Regions from separate parts of the Mus musculus genome. Here all the other regions are linked to region 2. The links are chromatin loops, found by intact Hi-C in ENCODE. Cell type or tissue: left cerebral cortex. All regions are shown on one strand.

Evidence for each region. Hi-C counts contacts between places; a loop is a spot of excess contacts. Peaks named below come from ENCODE experiments on the same cell type or tissue, not always from the same donor. Only the 100,000 strongest peaks of a DNase experiment are listed, where the experiment ranks them.
Region 1: a loop joins it to region 2, with 6 times the contacts of the local background. A loop is called at or near these places in 3 of 42 quality-filtered maps.
Region 3: it touches region 2 in a loop (4-fold over the local background); 3 of 42 quality-filtered maps call a loop at or near these places.

What each region holds. Positions count from the first base shown.
Region 1 is chr2:102,452,300-102,454,799 of GRCm38, forward strand. No RefSeq gene overlaps it. Among named protein-coding and RNA genes, the nearest start is that of Fjx1, 1.8 kb to the left of the region's middle. In left cerebral cortex, a CTCF peak has its summit at 1,281 (motif pointing left); a DNase peak (open chromatin) is centred at 1,268; H3K4me3 peaks cover 164 bases.
Region 2 is chr2:101,981,857-101,984,356 of GRCm38, forward strand. The region is part of intron 4 of Ldlrad3 (low density lipoprotein receptor class A domain containing 3); the gene reads right to left. Among named protein-coding and RNA genes, the nearest start is that of Gm39888, 8.8 kb to the right of the region's middle. In left cerebral cortex, a CTCF peak has its summit at 1,316; DNase peaks (open chromatin) are centred at 1,349, 1,662 and 2,219; H3K27ac peaks cover 757 bases.
Region 3 is chr2:102,032,166-102,034,665 of GRCm38, forward strand. The region is part of intron 4 of Ldlrad3 (low density lipoprotein receptor class A domain containing 3); the gene reads right to left. Among named protein-coding and RNA genes, the nearest start is that of Gm39888, 41 kb to the left of the region's middle. In left cerebral cortex, a CTCF peak has its summit at 1,028 (motif pointing right); DNase peaks (open chromatin) are centred at 810, 968 and 2,364; H3K27ac peaks cover 893 bases.

The DNA of each region.
Region 1 (2,500 bases), 470 kb after region 2:
GAACCATCTGTAGCCAATGACTTTGAACCCATAACCTCTCTCCAGATGCAAGCTCCCCGGTATGGATCATTGCAGGCTTGAGAGCAATGAGGTTAACTTCTGTGACTTTTCTCAGGGATGCTTGGAATTAAACCTTGCTGTGCAAGTTGGACAGCCAAGTCAGGTCCCCTGGTCGCATGCCACTTGGCTTTCCCATTTTAAAGAAAGTTCAATATGTAGAGATAGGGATATCTAGATAGATATAAACACTTATTGTCAACATTCTCACCTTGTTTTTAAGTTGTCATTTAGTCAGTCACTTTATTCCCAATTATAAATTTCTCCCAAACAAAGGAAAATAAACAATTGTTTTACTAGTTTAGTGTAAAGGAAAAAGGACTAGTGGGAAGTGGGGCAGTGAAGAAAAAAACAAACCAACACATTATAAAAACTGATGCATCTTCCTCCAGACTTTCTTGGATTTAATTTACCAGCAAATCTCTTGGAAACAAACTGAATCTTTCCTTTCCCTTCTTGTATCCCATATTTCAAACTGGAGATTCTTAGTCATAAGATCAGAGCCGTGAGGGGTCCTGAGAGCCAGAGCTGGCACTGCCAGGGAACTGTCCCAGGACAGTACGTATGCTAAGCAGGTTCTCTTCTGACTCCTCCCCGAGTCCTACAGCCAGAGTTTAAAATCGGTTTCTTTCACATTGTGTGTGTGTATGTGTGTGTGTGTGTGTGTGTGTTTCCTTTCCCTATATTCCTCTCCTGGGAACACATGCGAGGTTTCAGCTGGGCTACATCTGCCTGTGCTGTGTATATTTATTCTGGAGTTATAGGGTAGACAATGTAAAATGTTTGTGACAGAGTAGATACATTAACCTTCCAAAACATGGCTGACCCAAGGCATACACCTTCCTGGGTTTCTTTCCCACTGGTACCTTGTGTGCCACCTGAAAGTGTGGGGTCTTTCTTAAATGTGTTCCCAACCACGGGGCTTCTTGTAGTGCTTATCTGATAAAAGGATTACAGTGCCTTCCATATGGATCCAGTACAATATATTAATTCATTAAAAAGTTTTTTTTTCTTGCCTCATGCAAGCTTCCCCCTGTCTTTCCCTAGAGAGCAGGGACTGTCTCTTATCAAATTTTTATTTCATATACCAGCTAATATAGTATATTACATGAAATAAGAACTGGATTCATTGAATTTAATTTTTGTCTTTTGATGTAACTTTTAGGTGTTTTTTTCCCCCTGCATTGAGTTTAGTGTGGGCAAACTGTAAGCAAGATCTCCACCTTGTGGGCATAATCAGAATATCCTCTAATTAGAGAACTACATTTTATAGTGGTGATTAAGTTAAACTCAGAACACTAAATGCCACCGTGGGCCAAGTTATGTCCCGAGGGCAGCGGGGCAATTCACAGTGCTTGGTGACTCTGTGGTTTTGGCTCTTGGCAGAATCTGTGACTGTGTAGTGCCTAGTGACCCACTATGGTACCCTGCATGGGGAGTTCTCTTGCCCACTGTGTAACAGTGGCCAGGGCACAAAGCCTGGCACTGAGCGCATATTCAGCAATGATGCAATGATTCACCTAGAACGAGATGAAGCTTTTCAAGTAGCATCATCACGTTTGTTTGTTTGTTTAAATATCTCACTGCTACAGGATACAAAGAAACTTTTCTCTCAAGTTCTTAAAAGGAAAAAATAATATTGGTGAGGGACTGAATGTGAGGGGAGCAAGATTATTAGTCTGGGAAAGTCCACTTTAATACCAGCCACTCCAAGTTCCAGACTCTCACAGTCACACTAAGGGTACTGATGAAAGGAGGCGTGAAGAGCCAGGCTAAGATCTCATGTCTCAGATGATGAGTGGACTTCATGTTTGAGCCCCAGAACCAGACTTAGCCCTAGGCCCGAGTGTACTCATGACCAGGATGAGATGTATGAAGCGCTTTAACAGTCAAAATGCAGAACTGCAGAAAACAGAGGGATAAGCTAGAGAAAGCAAGCACACACACACACACACACACACACACACACACACACACACACACACAAACACACCCTGCAGAGTGGTATGCCGTTTGAGTTATAGCAATGTTTGATTATTTTAGACAGTGTTTATAGAACCTGCCTCTGCTTTCCTGCTAGCTGACTGCCCTTGTAGCTCCTTAGATTTGAAGCCTGAAGACAGCAAGCACCCCTGCATTCTCTGGGGCTCTGAGATGGGGAAACATCATCTCTTTAGACCTTCAGCAGTTGCGTAGGGATCCCCAAATAAGAACCTATTTTCTCTTTTAAGAATCTCTTAGTACTCCTTAAGCTTAGACCTCCAATATATTCACAGTTGCCTGAAGTCCTGTGTGAACAATGGTCAGGCTCACAGAACCACACTTTCTGGGCAACTTAGGAAAGGTGGCACGAGCGCTGGGAGCCAAGAGTGAGGCTCGAGGTTGAAAGGCTTTCCATTTTCTGACTTGTTCCTTGGGCTAGTTTTTATCTCCCATGCATTTC
Region 2 (2,500 bases):
AGCAAAGCGGGAGAGACACATTTAATCACCTAAAAGCCAGATGTGATGGTGGTGTGTGGAGTGATTTTTTTTAAGGCAAGCCAGGCCTCTATTTTTTATCACTTTACAGTATGGTGTTGTGTTTGCATATACAGCTATGCACCACATGTGAATGCCAAAAAAAAAAAAAAAAAAAAAAAGAGCAGCAGATGCCCTGGAACTGCAATATACGGAGTTGTGAGCTGCCAGGTAGGCACTAGGAACTGAACTCAGGTCCTCTAGGATGAGCAGCCGATGCTCTTAACCGCTGAGCCATCTCTCCAGCCTCATCTGTGAGTTATTTATACCAACTTCTGGTGTTATCTCTTGATGACAACATTTATAGTTTACAACTTCCCTTCCCTATAGGCCAATTACAACACTGAGCAAAAAAAAAATACTGTAATTCATGGGATCTCTCAGTATGGGAAGTTGCAGAGGTCGGGCTTGAATCCAAGTCCACCAGTGTTGCAGATCCTGAAGACCTTTGCCACAGCGCACAGGGGCTTTGCTGGCCAGGGAAACTGCAAGAGGCCTGAGCTGACTTTAGCGAGAAAAGCCATGGAGGTAGAAAGGCCTGAATAAGGTGGAAGTGTCATGGAAGCTTTTGAAGAAAGTGGGTCTTATTCCACGCCAGTTCTTAAGTGATACTTTAAAGAGGACTTTGGGGGAGGGGACTATGACAGTAAGCAGCAGGCAGAGGCAGCAGCGACTTACGTGGAAGAGAAAAGAAGGTTCCTGCTTGGACACAGTAGATAGAGAAAAGGCAAGAGGTAGTGGTACCGGGTCTTAAATAACAGGCTGTAGAATTTAGTCTTATAACCCCAGAGCGTTCCCCAGCAGGGATGGGCAGGGATAAAAGCAATATTTGGGAGTAAAACTCTCTGATGGCTGAATGTGACATGAGTTCTAGCAGAAAGAGAGTGGCCAGGCAAGAAGGAAGTGGACCCCAAAGGAGACACAGGGTATGGAGGTTTTAAAGCAAGGAAGTAACAATTTTCTGCCCAACCCAGTTGCCACTGGGCGCAGATGCTGGGATCAGAAACACATGCACATCAGCTCACAGGATGTTCACCACAACCCCAGGGATGCAGCCTCACCCCATTTTAAAGAAGAAAGAACAGAGGCTTGCTAAGTATCAAGTTGGGCCTATGAATGCAGTTTGGTCTGGTTGCACAGTCAATGCTCAGAGGCACCAGACAGAGATCGTAGTGGGAGCTCTGCAGTCTTGGTAGCTGGCCACAAGCCTGAGACCTCATCTAGGAAAGGGGGCGCTGCTAATCCACCACAGGGTGCCAGGCAGCTGGTTTAGGAAACACAGTCTGCATTTGCAGCTTGGAGAGGACTGTGTTGCCACCCACACCCCTGGATTGAATCCCAGCCGTCTGAGAGAGCAGGAGAAAAGAGAATCGATCCTATCTGGCTCCTCAGATAGGCACCATGTGGCTTTGCTTTGAAGACCTGGGTTACATTATAGCTTAGCCCACAAAGGGCCCTTGTGATGCCTGCATGTGACCCGGACCCATTGGGATGGCACCTCTGCCGCCTCCTCAGCTTTGTGGTTGACCAAAATGTTCAGAATAAGATTTTTCAATAAATGGCTCATTCTGCAGTTACTCTGCAGAGAAAAAAAAAGTCAGGTCACAGGCTTCTGAAATGTCACCCCTGCATCTGTCCTTCCACTGCTGCAGAGGCTCCAAAGCCGAGAGCTGGGTGCAGAGAGGTTCGGCGCGCCCAGACCATCTGTTGCATGGCTGAGAATACTTGAAAGAGCCGTTTCTCGCACAGCTCAGTGTGCGCGTGGCCTCAGCCTGTGGCCCTGGCTCTCACCAGCGCATTTTTGGGATTCTTTTTTTTTTTTTTTTTAAACAAGTCACATGTGTGCACAATTTAAAGAGACTAAGAGCTGTGTGGAGCTTGATGAAAGTTAACAACATTCTCTGACTCTCTCTAGAAGCAAACATTTCCCCCAATTTTAGTGAGATGGATCTTAGGCTGTCTCTAAGTACTTAGCTTATATTGCTTCTCTTTGATTCACCCTTGTTAGGAATTACCCACTGTCTCCCCACTGTGGAAGATGAGGATTTAGCTGACACTCATCACCATCCCTGCCCTCGGCATGCGCATGCTCCTTAAGTTCCTGGTTACATATACTCTTGATACCCATTGCTTTTGTTATCTCTGGCAAGGAGGCATTATGAGTGACTCATAGTCTAGTAGTATAGCTTCAAGACTTTACTTCTGGGAGAACATTTTTTTTTAGTATCCTATGTATCTCTCATGAATCCAGAGGCAACCTCGCCTCCAGCTTTGTCAGCCTCCTCTGCTGTGTACTTTAAGCCGTTACGTGTCAATCAAGTGAAATTCCCAGGAAAAGTTGTACCTACATTAGACACCGCAGGACTGACTGTTTACAATTTCAATGATCATGGAGATTTGGAATGTTCTAGGCACAAAGTCAAAGTATACTGGGTATGTTTAG
Region 3 (2,500 bases), 50 kb after region 2:
GAGGAACTGAGAGTTCTATATCTTCATCTGGAGACTGCTAGCAGAACACTGACTTTCAGGCAGCTAGGGTGAGGGTCTTAAGCCCACGCCCACAGTGACACACCTACTTCAACAAGGCCATACCTATTCCAACAGGACCACACTTTCTAATAGGGCCACTCCCTGGGCCAAGCATATGCAAACGATCACAGGTGCCTAGCATGGTCTAAGCACTCAGACTTTCGGTAGAGGGCAATGAGCAGTAACAGAGTGGTAGAGGGGGCTGGAGAGAAACCTCAGCTCCAACTCAGGCTTACAGAAAGGCCTTGCAGGCTTGTGGTGAGACCAAAACAGCTCACCAGAGCCCTGTAATGCCTTCTGGTCTCACCTGGCTCAGGCGCATCTGCTTCTTCCTTCCAAATGTCTTCTGGGCCACTCCTGACCTCCCAGTACCCTAGAGATGTAGGTCAGGATCGTACGCTGTATCTAGGACCAGCCCCCACCTGACCCAGGTGGGCACTACAGGCAGGCATCCCCACACTTCCTCTCTTCCAATGGGGGTTCCCTCACCTTGCTGTTCCCTCTACCTAGCAGCCGCTTCCCTCTTCACAGACTCCTGCCCACCTCCAGATTGAAACTGCAAACCTCTGCTTAGAGGACTCCACTCTTATCCTATTGTGCCCTACACTTTTCCTTACACGACTCACATGCTTGTGATTGCCATTTGCCGCCTGTCTCCATGCTCTGCAGTGAGCTAAATGAACATAGTACGTGGGCTTGCAGGAAGCCGAGCCATGGTTATCCTATCAACCAATGTGGGTGGAGGCTGGGAAAGGAAACATCTTTTGGCAGAAAGTGGTCCTAAAACAGTTCACCAAGCAAAGACCCAAAGGAGGCGAGAAGACTGTGGGGTGGGGCAAGGGTGGTACAAAAGTCCCTGCCACCACAAAGTACCTCCTTTCACAGCCTCCAACTGCCTCACTGTGACGGAAATATGGCAGAACTCTGTGCCTCAGCTGCTGTCCTGGCAAAGTGCCCAACCTCAGCTTACACCCACCTGCAGGGGGTGGCAGAGCTTATAGAACTTGGGATGGGAACTGAGAAAAGGGAATTATCTACAGGCTCTAAGCCCAGAAAGCCCCGTGGACCTGTGGCAAGCCTGGCTGGATGTAGGCTCATGTCCGCAGGATGGCTGGAGACCCTTCCTGGCTGGGTTGGCTCATGTCTGCAGCACGGTTGGGGACCCTTCCTGGCTCCTTGTTATTTTCATTCTGGCCTGAGACACAGGATGCTGGATGTGAAGATGAAGGCTGTATTGACAGGAAATTCCAGACCTCATACCTCTGGCCTTCTTAGAAGCAGCGAGACACCAGCTCCTGTTCATAGTAGCCTTAGCCACCACCCCTGCAAGTCAGACTCCCTGGCTTTGACATAGTCAAGAGGGACAGGCGAATAGAAGGCCTCCAGAATTGTACAGTGCACCTTTGAACTTAACCTCTCCCCCATGGTGACCAGGGCATCTGAAGACAGGGCTCCCTCCCCCATCCTTCCCTCTCTCTCCCTCCAAAGCAGACTGCTAGGTCTTATCACCTCTCCTGTGCGAAATCTCAAATCTGCCTGTTTTGCTCCACAGGACTTGGCATTTGCCCTCCGTGTCCTTCATTTGGTTATAAAAGTGGAGGCCCAGCATGGTCTCTCAGGGCCAACCTTGGCCTCTGCCTACTACTGCCCATCACACCTGAAGCTGCTCTTTGTGTAAGTCTGACCACACGTGTCTGCTATGTGTTGCTGCTGCTGCTCTTAGGATGTAATGATTTCTGTGACATCACAACCCCCCAGGCCCTAGCCGAGCATCTGTGCACGGTGACTTAGGAATCTGCATTTGTCAAGCACCTGGCACAGAGCAAGGCCGAGCAAGGCAGTGCTAACTGTGTAAGATGGACCAGTGTTCTCGGGGGAGGCAGAGGAGGCTGCACTTACAGGGCTGAGCCCTATGGGGTGGGTGTTGATACAAGTGCTGATTAACTGTTTGCCTAGATACTGTATCACAAACAAACAGGAAATTAATTCTCCATCTTTCAATTCCCTTTCTGAGTTTAATTGCAAGCCATATAATTGGTCTCAATTTCCTTTAAATAAAAAGCCTTCTGCTATCAATATGTAACAGCAAGGAACTCCAGCTCTCTGCTACCTCGGATACTTCTCCTTCCTCCAACACATGGGGAAACAGCTGGACACATTCTGATATATTTTTGAAGGGCACTAAAACACCCCACCCAGACCTTCGAGGTAGCAAAAGCAAGGCAAGTGTGTGCTTTAGACACCTGCAGGCAGATGTAAAATGTAAGCGTGACAGGCAAGTGCGTCCAAGCATGGGCTTTGGAATGAGCGTGAATGTGTGACAAGCTGTGTGATCTTGGGCAGGGTGTGACCCTTCTGAACCTAAGCACCCCAATGTGTAAAGAGAAGGCAAGTTATATGGACGGCTATGAGTCAGACAAGGCGCAAGTGGGCGACCTAA